2 separate regions of the Homo sapiens genome follow, and region 2 is linked to region 1. Evidence: chromatin contacts called from ENCODE Hi-C or POLR2A ChIA-PET data. All regions are on one chromosome and are shown on one strand. The core of a region is the stretch at or near the end of the contact, and the rest is flanking DNA. Distances in the headings are between cores, read along the strand shown.

Region 1 (6,764 bases), core at 1,460-3,959:
TATCTTTTATTCAGCCCAGATCAATATGTCTAAAAGTGACATTTTAGACATATTGACCCCAGCCCATGCCTTTCTCATGCTTGCCAATGTCCTCTCTGCCCTAAAAAAAGAAAAGAAAACACTCTAACTATCCAACCTATGTGCATGCTACTGTCCATTCATGTCTACATGTGTTCAAATCTGGTACCACATTTAATTCCTCAGTGTCTTTGGTGGTGGCAGTCTACCTGGTATTCATAGGCCACGGCGTGGAGTCAGACTGAGGCAGATCATGAGGTGCATGGCCAAACTCACTAGAGTCTCAATATACAGGGGTGTTGTGAGTCAGAATGCCAATGCTAGAAGGATCACTAACAACTGGCTTGAACAACTCATCACATTAAGATGAAGAAACTGAAGCCCAGAGAGATACAGAGCTTTGACAAAGGACACAGGCCCGGTTCATGCCAGAGTAGGGCCTGGAGTGACCATGTTCTGTCTTCCTTCCCAGAGCCCTTTCTACAATAACATAATTAAACAAGGAGCCTGCATCAGGGACTTTTTGAGACGGAGTTTCACTCTTTTTGCCCAGGCTGGAGTGCAATGGCACTATCTTGGCTCAACGTAACCTCTGCCTCCAGGGTTCAAGTGATTCTCCTGCCTCAGCCTCCCAAGTAGCTGGGATTACAGGTGTGCACCACCATGCTCAGCTAATTTTGTATTTTTAGTAGAAATGGGGTTTCACCTTGTTGGCCAGGCTGTTCTTGAACTCCTGACCTCAGGTGATCCACCCACCTCAGCCTCCCAAAGTGCTTAAATTACAAGCATGAGCCACCACACTGGGCCACGTCAGGGACTTTTTACGTGCAAGCAGAGGGTACCGAGCTCAAACTAGCTCAAACAATAAAGGGAAGTTATTTCATATAAATGAAAAGTTTAGAGGTATCTGGCTTCAGGTGACATTTGAACCAGAAGCTTAAATATGTCAACAAGAACAGGTGGATGGAATGCCTGATTAACCTCACCTAGACCACGTAAGTCCCAGGATCATATGAGAAATTCAAATAGAAATAAGGGATATTGGAAAAGGGGAATGAAGACAATAGATGCGTAACAGGGGCCGACAAAAAAAATCACGACAATATCCAAAAGGGGACAAAGATATGTGATATGAAGTCCAAATGATCCCAGTCATAGCTGGACTATGTCCACTTGATTGAGTACAGTTGGAATGGAGATCTTGCTTTGGGGTTGAAGCCAGAGGGAGCTCTGGGACTTTTTGTTTGACAACTGCCCCTGGATAATTCATACCTGTGCCCTGAACATTCTTCCTACCTGTTCAGAGGGCAGGGCTATATTCTTGGGGTGGCCTGGACTCCACTGGAAAGCCCAGCATGCTGGACAGTTCTGCTATTTTAAGAGCATGTGAGAAGTAGAGGGAGCTGAGACAGCTGCCCAGCTAGGAAGAAGGTCTAGGAGCCAGACCTTCCCCGTGGGCAGCCGTCTTCCTTTGAAAGCTGGTCGGTGGTCAGGACCCTGGTCCCTGTCCTCTGTTCCTCACAGTCGGTAGACTCAAAGCTCTGCTTATTCTTCTTCACAGATGCTGTCTCTTCCTCTACCCACCCATCTCTGCCTCTACTCACCACTGCCATACCTCAGCTCCCGTGTGAATTGCCTTGTGCCTGGGCCGTGGCAAGGGTCTATAAGCTTGCCTCCCAAGCTTGCTCCCCACCTGCCCCCGCACATCCTGTGCCCTGTGCTAGGGAACTCACCCCTGACAACAGTTTTGGCATATCATTCTCCCACTCCAAGCCCCTAATCCAAATTCAAATGTCACCTCCTCTGAGACCCCTTCACTGCAGTGATCATTCCCACTCTGAACCCCAAACGGAATGTCCATCCTGCCCAGTTGGAACTGATCAGGTTTTCCTGCTTTCCATTGTTACAGTTTCAAGCATCTTTGGTCTCTTTACTCTGATGATGTGATCCTGGACGATAGAGATTTACATGTCTAACTATGACTCAGTATACAGCTCTATACCCCATAAGTAGTAGATAAACAAATAATACTAATTCCTTGAGGTTAGCCTCTTTAGCTTCAAATCTTGGCCAATTAAAACTTCCTTATCGTCATATCTTTAAATCTCTAGAAATGTAGGTTTGAATTTTGAAATAGGAAGAAGATAAATGGAAGATATTTTCCCGCCCCATTCTTGCAATTAATTTTCCTTGTCTGCTTGAGTATATACCAGCATTGATATCTACCTCTGACTTAATTTACCAGAAGGTGCTCTAAAAACCTAACCAATGTGCATCTCTACAATTCAAACGGGCATATGGTTCAAAACACCAAATTTGTCATGTCTCTAGTGTGCTGAGCTCAGAGGAGTATTTCAAAAAACAAAACACACACACTCAACATGGGTTGAGGGACAGGACATTTTAAATGAGAGTTTTTAAAGCATCAAAAATATCACAGGTGTGTTCTTTCTTGATGCTTACCCATTTAACTATTCTGTAGTTATGGGACCAAAATTCATCCCATGAGCTCAGCATTCCTGCTCTTGAAAAGGGCTGTGTGGGGCTGGACGGATAGTTAGGACTTACCTGAGCAGGAATAAGTTTTCAATGGTACAGGCAGATGCTTTGGGAATCAGGAAGTGACCTGCTCCTCCTTGAAATGACTCTGGGCTGGGGCAATGGTGACACTGCCACCTCATGGGATCTGGGGTTACCTGGTGGAGGAAAGACGCAGGATGAAGAGAACCAGGTATAACCCTGCCACTTGGAGTTTTTCCTACAACTTGGGCTGGTGAAATGCTGAATCTCAGTTTATGTTCAAAATAAATGAAACCTCATTCTATTACCAAAATAAACTGCTCACATGTGATGTTGATAATGAGACAGCCAGACAGAAGCTGCCTTCATACCAAAACAAGTGAATCAGGTGGTAGGAATAAATGAACAAAGGGCAAGGCATTGTCACTGCCCCTTTCCTTCAGCAGTAGAAAGACTGACTAGAAAATTCATACGTAAAGAAAAAGACCTTTTTTTCTGTTGTTACAACCTGAAACGCCATGGAATTATTTGATAGAGCCTTTTTTGGAGAGAGGGTGTGGGCAGACATGGTAAGGGCAGATCCTGTGTCTGTCTGTGTCAGGGGCAGTATTTGCGTTTGCCAAAATGTTTATGCAGACACAGAGAGGAGGGGACTAAGCTATTTGGCCCTGTGACACCAAAAAATTATAATTGTTGTTATTGGAATGAATTGTGTTATGTGTTAAAGTCCTAACTCCCTGCACCTCGAGATGTGGTTGCATTTAGAAATAGGGTCTTTAAAGAGGGAAAATGAAATGATCTCATATGGGTGGGCCCTAATCCATGGTGTCCATGATATCTGGTGTCCTTGTAAGAAGAAGTTAGGATGTAGACAGACACAGAGGGAAGACCTGTGAAGATGGAAGACCTGTGAAGATGTCACAGGAAGGTGATCATCTGCAAGCCAAAGAGAGACACCCTTAGAAGCAACCACCCCTGCTGACATCTTCATCTTGGGCTTCTAGCCTCCAGAACTGTGAGATAATAAATTTCTGTTGTTTAAGCCACCCAATCTGTGGTCTTTGCAGTCCTAGCAAACCGTAATTGTTAAACAGGAGCAGAGGGAGGCAGACTTACTATGGAGAAACACAATATCGGGGCAGCACTGTGTTTTATTGTGAATGAATAAAGGAAATAATCCATTCATTTCTTCAGCACATACTTTATTTCTGATCTTTAGAGGGTGGCATGTAGCAGCTGGGAGAGGCTCTCCCTTTCATTGTCCCCAGCAGAGAATAGGAAACATGCTGTGTGGGCTTAAAAACTTCTGGCCACCAGCCACTGGCACCCTGTCTCTGGGAAGCAAGGATAAATCTGGTGATCCACTGATCACTGAGCACTTAACAATGATCACTGGAATGATATAACTATTATCTTTTCATATTTCTACCAGACTTAACCTTGCAGGGTCAGTATCATCCCTGAGCTTTAAGTTCTCAGCTTGTATATAACCTTGGATGAAACTGTGAATGTTCAATCTGGATAAAATAATTAATGTCTTTTTATTGCCCCTTTCAGAAACACACAAGGTCCTTGTTGGCCTCATGCATGGAGTATGGACAAGTAGCTCTTTACTTAGCTGGTCTTACAAGCTGCTTTGCAAATGTATCTGGCAGGTGGTGCAGTGCATGGGGGAGGGCCCGCAGTCTGTCCCTGGAGGCTCAGCTGAGTATCTCTGGCTAAAGCATCATCTCAAAGGCTTGAGAAGCCTAAGCTCCAGCCCCCACCCCTTCTTGAGCTGATTTCTCCCTCCTGACTCATGTCTGCTGCCTCATTTGTGTTACTGTGCAAATGTTTAGCCAAGAAGCCATACCAGGCCGAGTGCCTATTTATGACCGCCTCAGGAGTTTACAGTCCAGGCACTGAGGCAGCATTCCATGCCTAGCCTCTGGTCAAATAAGGACAAAGTGAACCACACCTTCCCTTCTTGGCAGTGAAGCAGGGGCAGTTAGAATGCTGTGTGCTGGGTGCAAAAGCCTCCCCCAGGCAGGGCCAATTCTTTCCTAGCTTCCCAATGACCTTGAAGTTGTAGCAACATAAATTAGAAGAAAAGAGTGTAGAATATTTGTGACATGACTCAGGATGCTGGGGGAGAAGAGGGCTGCTTGTTTGGTTCCCTTTCTGGGCTTCTGTAGGAAGTGGATTATGAATTCTCATTGGTCTAAGAGAAAAAGCACTTTTGCCATTGTGCATGTCCTGCTTGTCAGCAGGGAGCCTCGTAGAGAAAAACCCTCGAAGAAGGGCATGTAACAATACAGTCTGAGACACACACATGTGTGCACACACATATGCACATACGCCCAAAAAACAACCCAAAGGAATGCAGACACAGCTACCATCCTGGGAGAACCACCACGGCAGACACCAGCCTCAACGTGAGGATTTGGAAATAAAGGTGGCTGGGGTAGGGTTTCTCGTTTTAAGAGACTGAAAGTGTGCTTGCAATCAACCAGAAAATTTGAATTTGTTCTCTGCAAGCCTTTCCTCTTAGCCTTGTCAGGAAACACAAAAGCTCCCCAGACTCAGCTCCTGGCCAGGAGGAGTTGCAATCCGATGTGGTGGTGGTGGGCTGGGGAGGTGTACAATTGCACATAAAAGCGTTCATTGACAATTCAAGACCAGAAGAATAGCAGGGATAGTCAGCACTGTGGGCAGGGTCTGGTGACCAGATGGGTCAGACCCTTCCAGAAATTCTGAAGTTTTGCTTCTCCATTTGCTTAATAGGTGATAACCTAATGTCTAAGCAGCTAGACCTCCTGTGTGTAAACCCCCAGGGAGCAGGGTGTCTGGTGGAAATAGTGTCAGCCATGACTGTGCCATCCGCTAGCCCTTTCCCGGAGCTCCAGCTCTCTGTAGAATGGGCCTCATGCTACCAGCTCTGTGTACCTGAGGGGGTGGCTAAAAGGAGAAAGCTAACAAAATAAGGGGCAGCATGGTGCTTGGCACACCATAAGTGTTTTACAAGGCATTGGAAGGTGAGAAGGTAAACGATCTTCTGTGTCCTCACAGAGGACCCTATACAATAGCACTCAGCAAATATTTGCATGATCGTGATGGTGTGGGCTTTAAATAAATCCCTCTGGGGTGGGGAGGGAGGATGCTTCTTCATAAGATAAATATTTATAGCTACAGTGAAAGAGCAGAAGGAAAAGGAAATAGGCCATGGGGCTCCCTAGGCTTCCCAGAAATATCTCCGTATCTCTTGGTCCTTTCTTTTGGAGGCGTTTCTTTATGTTCTATCCTCTCCACCCACTGCCCTTCTACCTGCTGCACCCACTGTCTTGTCTTTGGGAAAGTTCCTTCTCCCACTCTCCTTTCTCCACTGTTCCCAGGGGTCTGAGAGTCCCCACTCCCGCCCAGCTTGGTAAGGTGAAAAAGACTTCTCCTGGGGGAGCTGCTCCCCTACACTTTTTAATCAGCTTCCATCCGGTGCTGTCGGTTTCAGAACACACATGCTTTCTCACTGACACACGCGCTTTCACAGCTTGGATAACAAGGCTCTGCCTCCCGCCCTTCCCACCCTCGGCACTGCCTGCTCTCCCCTTCCCCCTGCCACATGCACAGGGTCTTTCTAGAGAACGGCTTTCAGGACCACTAGGGAAGTCCCATGTGTCCTTACAGGCAGTTGAGAGGCCACATAGCTTGCATGTAGCTCAGCCCCTTGCAGGCGGTGTGGCTGCCATGTAAATTGCTTGCGTGTATGTCAGGGGATACATTTGTAAATAACCTTTTTTTAGGGGAGGAGGGTAGAAAAATGAGGAAACAAAGGACAAATGCAGGAAGGTGGTCAGCTCAGGACCACACTTCTTCATTGTTCATTTCCAAATGAGATGGCATAGCTCTGTTAGTCCATAGGGGCTGTGTCTGGCATGAGTCAGCAACCAGTACAATCTACTGCCAGTTGATTAAATTAGCATTTGTTATAAGCCAGAAAGGGAGGGAGGGATGTTGTGTGCAGAGATAGATGGAGAATGAAGAAAATCTTCTTCATGCCTTTTGAATTATTTATGGCCTGGAACTTTACATGCTACAGCCTAACCTGACGTGATAGAGAGAGGCTGGGAAGAACTCTCTCTTCCCTTAAAGTCACAGAGCACATGCTTGGGTCCTTGGGAGGACAGGAGCATGCTAAGAATGATGGACTATAGTGGAAAAAGTGGAGCTCTCTTCATTTTATTATGACCTTG
Region 2 (6,828 bases), core at 2,309-4,808, 120 kb after region 1:
GGGAGAGTGCTGGGGGCAAAGAAAGTCAGATTTTTACTTTTTATACCTTTTCTGTTCTGTTTCAATGTTTTTGACCTTCATATATGATCATTGCTTTTAATTTTTTTAAGAGCAATTTAGGTGATGGAATGGTGGACCACTTATGTTATCCTGTGTTTCTGTTTTTTGAAATTTTATTTGTTAACTGAAAAAACAGCAGGCATCTTAAGAGGACCAATAATTTGGACCACTAACCACTGTCTATAATTACAGTACAATTGCTGTTCTTTTAATGGGAGCAACAAATTTGCCACACTTCACCCCTCTCTTAACCTATTTGAGAAGATAGGTATAGGAACCAGACAGAGGTCAAATATCAGCTTTATTATTAATGAAACTGGATTTATACCCAATTGGCAAGTGCAGTCTCAATTTAGCTTCCCCATACTTCCCTGTGCCCAACCCCTTCTAGCCCATGGGCTGACTTATACCATGGGAAAGTATATGTTGCATAGAATAGCAGGTTGCCAGGAATGTCCGTGCCCTACCTGTCCTATCTGGGCATCAGTGGGGCATTCATGTTCTGGCCCCAAGCTGCTTCCCCCATGGAAGAGGGCAGAGTAAAGCCCTCCAGGAAAGAGGCCGGATGAGAGACAAATGGGCCATGCACTGTTTTCTCTTTCTTCCGTTTTTCTGGTTTTTTTTTCTTCTTTTTGTTTTTTCTTCCAATGCTACCACTTTCTCTCTTGAGCAGGAATAAGTAAAAGGAAGAAAGGAAGTCCAGAAGCCTTACTTCCAGGATATCCTGGAAGATACTTACTTGTGGGAGTGGAGATCCCCAAGGGAAACACAGGACAACAGAAAGGGTCCCCTAAGGAGAAGGAAGACTGAGAGAAGGGAATATTCCAGAGGAGGTAAAGGGGAGGATCCCATAAAGCAAGGGAAAGGGGTCTGGTGCAGAAAGCAAGACGGGAAGCAGCAGTGACAGCTTTATATTGGTCTGACTCAGGGGAAGGGGGCAAATCCATATTGTTCCAGGCCTTGGTACTTGAAGAGCATAGGCCAGAAAGTGACTGGGAGTCCTCAGGGGAGGGGAGTGATCTAAGATATGCTTAATTCTAGTGTGTCTTGAATTCCCCCAAAGTAACCTGCAAGAGAAAATGGAGAGAATGTGGGGAATATACATGGTAGCTTCAATGGAAGGAAGGGTGATATGTATGAAGAGATGAGAACAGGAGAATCTCAAAAACACCCTGGCTGCATAGAGGGCTTTGTGCTTTATGTATTCACCTGTCCACTTGCCTGTTGGTCACTTTATATCAGAATGTTATTTACTTGTAGTCCTGCAGTTGACTGGCCCTTGCTGGAGCAGGGTCCATCACCCATCAGCAAGGGATGAAGACATTAGAATGGTCACACTCGTTCATAATAAACCATTGCAACTCTTGAGAAGGAAGTAGAGAATGCTCAATTTCATCGCTATAATTTATTTCTCTTTGGTGATTTTTTGGTTCTCTTTCTTTAGTTCATTCACTTAATTTCTCCACCCTTCTCCTTCCTTTCCTCATTCCTTATCTCTTTCTTCCTTTCCTGGGGTCCTTCTGTGTGCCCCACACTGTGCTAGGTGCTGAGGATGCAGTGGTGAACCTGACATTGCCCATGCTCTTGTGGAACTTAAAGTCTAGAGGTGGACCTGGAAGATAAATAGGCACAGAAGTTTAAATTGTGATTGGGAAATAAGGGAAAGATTAGGGTGCCAGGAAAGAATACTCCTTAGTGACATTCACAGTCACATCTGACATAATGAAGGAATATTTCTACTCATCTTCCCAAAAATATTCTTCTCAAAAACTTTTCCTGAAAGTTTACAGTTACCACTCAAAAGGAATCTAAAATGGAACAGACATTGAGAACACTTACAACTGACACCTGTATTTCATTTATGATTAGTCTCTTTTTGGGTTTGATAACTTCCCATCCATGTATCTACCTGTAATTTTCATCTTGCTAAGCAAAAAAGTTGTCATACTTTATATAGTAGGTATATTGCCAGTGTTGAATAGATGTATTATTGTTTAAAGGTTCATTAAAAGAAACTCTCAACTTCTTTCTTAGTGTATTTGTAGTATTTCTTCCATTGGAAAAAAATGAGTGAAGAATAGGAAAAGTTATTGGGTCTTTCCATGTTACATATTAAATCATGTCAAATAAGAGATTTTGACTGAGCCTGCCAGTAAGGTCTTAATGATACGTTACTGCACAGTATTTCCTAACAAAGTCTGTATACATGTAAGCAGCAGGTAGTTATGGTCATCAGTGGTGGCAATTCGTTTTTACAATATAGATACGAGAGTTCCATTCCTTAAGTTCTGCCCCAGAACGGACTGGTGAGTTGTCACTGTCCCTGTTGACAAATGTGAATAATAACTAAAAATACTTCAGGCTGCATTTGTCTGATTCTGGCTTGGTATGTGGCTAAAGGGGAAAAAAACCTTTCTGGGAAGTGTGATGCTTCTTTAACAGCAAATGGATTGAATTGATGCAAGTCTGATGTGCAACAGGGGGTACTTAACCTTCTATCTAGAATCAAACGCCAGAATTGGAGAAGCTGAAGCCAACCACGACTTCATAAAGATAAGACATTTACTTGATCTGCATGACTGGAGGAAGGATTTGGGGACTAAGATGTGTTTGAAAACTTAGTTGGTTTACTTTTAATGTCAGCAGATTTGCTGCCCTGAAATGACAGATATGGAAGCTGCTTGGGGATAGTGGCAGGATGACCGAAAGACCAGCACAGATCTTCAAAGAAAGGGGAAGACTGAGCCACCCTGTGTTCATTGGGTATCATGGGAGTTGGTGATAGAGGCAGTTGGCTTGGGTCATATGACCTATGAGAGGGAAACAGTGACCCAGCTGGGTGGGAGTCCTAGGCAAATCAGAAGGAACACAAGGATAGGGTTGGTGGTGTCATTTTCATGAAGTAGAGCTATTATTTCGTTCTGGTGAAAAAATGTATAAGTGTTCATTTGGGTACTTGTCGGTAACCCAAGAAAACAGAGTGAAAAATGATTGACAGTGGATGCTTTAAAATTTGTGACTGCAGATGAAGGAGCATCCCATTTGTATGACACATTTAAAACTTCTGCCTTAGGTTAGTCCCTTGACATGACTTTTCACTTGCTGGCATTTTGGAAGTCTATGCCAAATGACAGCTCTCTGCCACCCAGCCTTTGCTCAGTCTAGCTATGCTTTTTTTTTTTTTTCTCCCCCCCGCTGTGACGACTCCTAGACCAGGGCCAGGGTTTTTATGGGAGCCTCTCTACATTGCGTTCATCTGTTGCGCTTACACAAGCAGTTGCCTCCCTTGAGTTAAGACTCTAATGAAGCATGCTTTCCCCTGGAGCCAGCCTGCCCCTCCCCTGGCCTCTCTCTCTCCACCAAGGCAGAGAGCGAAGCCCTCTCTTATGATATTGCAGAGTTAATAATGCTGCTCTATTGGTTTTGTGAGCCTCTCAGTCACAGGGGGAATGTGTGGGGGATGGGCCCCAAGCTAGGAAGTGTGCCTCCTCTAACTCTCTTTCCGGCCCTGAAGCTTTTGTTTTGAATCTGGAAGCTTCAGACCAGGGCTGGATTTCCAAAGGTCAAATGTGCCTGCACATTTTGTCCTTAATGAGTGAGCCTTGCCCTGGAGCCCTCGCTGAAGGCGCCTGCGTTGAATCTGAGTAGTAGCCACAGAAGCAGTAGCTCCATAGCCAAATCCATTTGCCTGACATGCCACCCTTGAGAGAGCCTCCACGAGCCACTGAGGGTTACTGGCCAGGAGAATGTGGTCATAAATGCATGTCTACAGGAATGGGTGAGGTTTCCTTTTTGCTTAGAAAGCCAGAAAAACATCAACAGAGAGAGGCTACAAAGCAGAAAAACATACCCAGACTCCGAACCTTCAGTTCCCTCAACTGACAAAATACTTGAGGGTTTTAAATAGAAACAGTTTAACTTTTTTTTTTTTTTGGTAAATGGAGGGATTTTTTTTTTTCATGTCATTTCTTTTGTTCCTCTTCCTCATTTTCTTCTCCTCCTCCTCCTTTTACTTTAAACTTTACGTGTGAAGATCAACTGATCTCTGAGGAACTGACGTTTCTTTTATTTGATGATGAGAATTTCCTAACTCATTGTTGATCTTTTTGCTTCAGCTACCAGGCAAATCAGAGATGAGTTTAATTCTGTGCTTAATCCAGTGGCATTGTATTTTAGCTAAGATTTTTTTTGATAGTATTTATTTCCATCTTTTTGGGTTTTGTCCTCATTTTGATTTGTTATGTTTTTGTTGTTGTGTTGTTTTCTAAATTGGGAGTATCAGTCTGAAAAAGAAAATGCCTTGAATGATTTCTTTGACATTTAGGTTCAGGAATATCACTGGGCAACATTAATACGGCTACTGGGTTTCACTAATATCTTTTGAGCTCTTTAATCTTTCCCTGAGTTATCACTGAAGATCTAGAGAAACAGCTACTGCCTTTTAGAAGTGCGTTGGCAAAGCTTAACCCAGAGCAAACCACCAATGTAATTGTCAGCCAAAAATAGAAGACATTTTTTAGGCCCGAGGGCATGCATTTCTTGCTCCTCCGTAATGTGTACCCCATTCATCAGAATCCTAGACTGCTCATCCTTTTCCAGACACACAGTGGGGCTTTCACCTCTCTACACCCTTGCTCACACTGTGTGCACTTTTTAGAATGTCATTGTTCCCTTTCTCCACTTGGCAAAAGTTCACTCATTTGCCAAGGTCTGTTTCAAATGTGACTTCTTCACAAGGCCTTCACTGACCTCTGCAGGGAGAGTGAGTGGGTTCCTTCTCTGTGTTGCCATACCACTTCATTCAGCCTAGTGCTTAGTCGCATGTGCTGTGTTATCTTGAATTGCATGTATTTCTATCCCTCTCTTCCTGTGATACCATGAGCACCTTGTAGGCAGATATTGAGCTCTAGAATCGCTTGAAGTCTCCAGCACAATGTCCTATATAAAGTGGAAGCTCAGTAAATAACTGTTGAATTAATTTGAAAGAAGTACAAGATAACAGACCCTGCCCTGAAAGGCCATCAGAGTTCAAACAGGTGTCACCTGTTTATCTTAGCAGAGCTTTTTCTCCCCAGGCATTCATTATCTTATTGGGCAAAATCTACCAATCTCCCAGTCACCTCAGTGAAGAGCATGCAATGAAAAATAATAGTAGCTCCTAATCAAGATTTTTAAAAAATTCATTGAAGAAGTATTTATTGAGCAGCTATTGATTATGCCCAAAAGAAGTTTAAAGCTTGGTGCCAGACCTCAAGGCTCATTGGATTTGTCAGAGCTCTTGCCTCTTCCTGCTTGACATTTCATGGTGCCTTCTCTACAGATTTCTCATTCTTGTGACAAGATTCTTATTGAGAGCAGGGATTCCAGCCGAGTACTGCGGGGCAGGAGGAGCTGAGCAGGGCCGAATGAAAGTGCAGCTCATCATTATTTCCTTCAGCTGGGTCTCTCCTCAAATAAGGGATTTCTTAGGGAAACTGTGGGACGTGAGGCTTAAGGTTCTCCAGCTGATAACTACCCTAAGAGACAGTTATACCATAATTTGGATCCACAGGGAAGAAAGAACTGCCCAAATATGCCTCTGTTTTTTTCTTTTGCCTCTGCTTTCATTTGAAACAGAAGGCTCAGACTGGCAGCTGTGGGCCCTTTGCTTGTCTCACGCACTCTAACTTTTTAATACTCATTGCCAACATTGAAACAATTGGAGAGATTCCACATAAACCCCAAAAGATTTGGGCTTCCTTTAAAAACACTTGCCAACTCTGGACCTCTGTTTTCTACATGATATCGATGAGCTGGTGCTATGTACCAACTTCCCCTTTTAGATGGCATGTGCTATCCAGTTTACCACAGTCCCCACCCCTCATTATTGTCATATTCCTTGACTGTTTCACTAATGTATGTTATGCTCCTAGTCCCTGAATGTGTTTGAGTTTGATTCCTAACCTAGATTTATGGGAAGATGTGTTACCTTTTAGAGGAAAGCATCCTCAGAAATAGCATCTACCTACTGCAGCACCCTAAGGACAAGTATGTGGTCTTGTATCATGGGACCTTGTCTAGGAGACTGAGCAGAAACTGCAGTCCAGAGTCTGAAATTGAGATACCTGGAGCATGGCACTGCTATAAGCAGAGGGATCAGAGTAGGGAATTCCATTTTCCTCATACCCTGGTTCCCTAAGCAAACAAGATTTGGTCATGAGAAATTTATTATATTCACGGAGGATTTTCATACCATTGGGAAGGATATATATATAGTCCATTTTATATATCTCTATATATATACTAATACTTTTGGTTTCTTGATAAAGAAACCAGAGACTGAAGATGAGATGACTTGAGGAAACGCATAGAGCTAATTATGTAGAAGGAGCAGGCAGAAGTCATCCTGACTTTTGTCTGTGTTCTCTCCATGACTCCACATTGTCTTTTATTTTACATACTTACAAAAAGTCTCAAAGTTGAAGGATTTGGTGTCCAAGACGGATCAGGTACCCTTTACAATGAGATACTTAATTGCCTGCTTTTAACAGAGATGGTCTTCTACCAGCATACATTTCTGAATCACAATAGTCTTCCTCACCCACTGGCCCACCCTTCTTTTTAGTCTGTTACTAACAGGTGATTATAGACACAACTACTTTAATGTTTAGGCTCCATGTAGGGAGCAGGGCCAAGTGTAAATTGTGCCCTTGAGGTGATCTGCTTCCCAGAGTTTGATGATCCTCTTGGTTAGAGGTGTGTTACTGATGGGAGCAGCTACTGGCATCC

Evidence for each region. A loop is a pair of places that touch in the nucleus more often than their neighbours do. ChIA-PET counts read pairs that join two places held with the same protein, here RNA polymerase II (POLR2A). Pooled maps may share reads with other maps.
Region 2: a map of naive thymus-derived CD4-positive, alpha-beta T cell shows a loop between it and region 1 (2.3-fold over the local background). The contact joins the enhancer-like site here to the promoter of LINC01802 in region 1. A Hi-C loop is called at or near these places in 1 of 168 maps with a recorded cell type or tissue (naive thymus-derived CD4-positive, alpha-beta T cell) and 4 of 50 pooled maps. POLR2A ChIA-PET finds 5 or more read pairs at or near these places in 6 of 52 experiments (AG04449, AG04450, GM12878 and 3 more).

The regions. Positions count from the first base shown.
Region 1 is chr2:207,256,390-207,263,153 of GRCh38, reverse strand. LINC01802 (long intergenic non-protein coding RNA 1802) reads right to left here and starts at 2,709. Exons shown (of 3, transcript NR_146973.1): 1 at 2,587-2,709.
Region 2 is chr2:207,140,586-207,147,413 of GRCh38, reverse strand. All of the region lies in intron 1 of KLF7 (KLF transcription factor 7), which reads left to right. Among named protein-coding and RNA genes, the nearest start is that of KLF7, 22 kb to the left of the region's middle. RefSeq lists an enhancer at 4,631-5,132. Within about 2 kb of position 3,558, at least 30 of the 41 ENCODE cell types and tissues checked have a DNase peak (open chromatin) inside an H3K27ac peak, as active enhancers do; they include GM12878, where a contact is called at or near this core.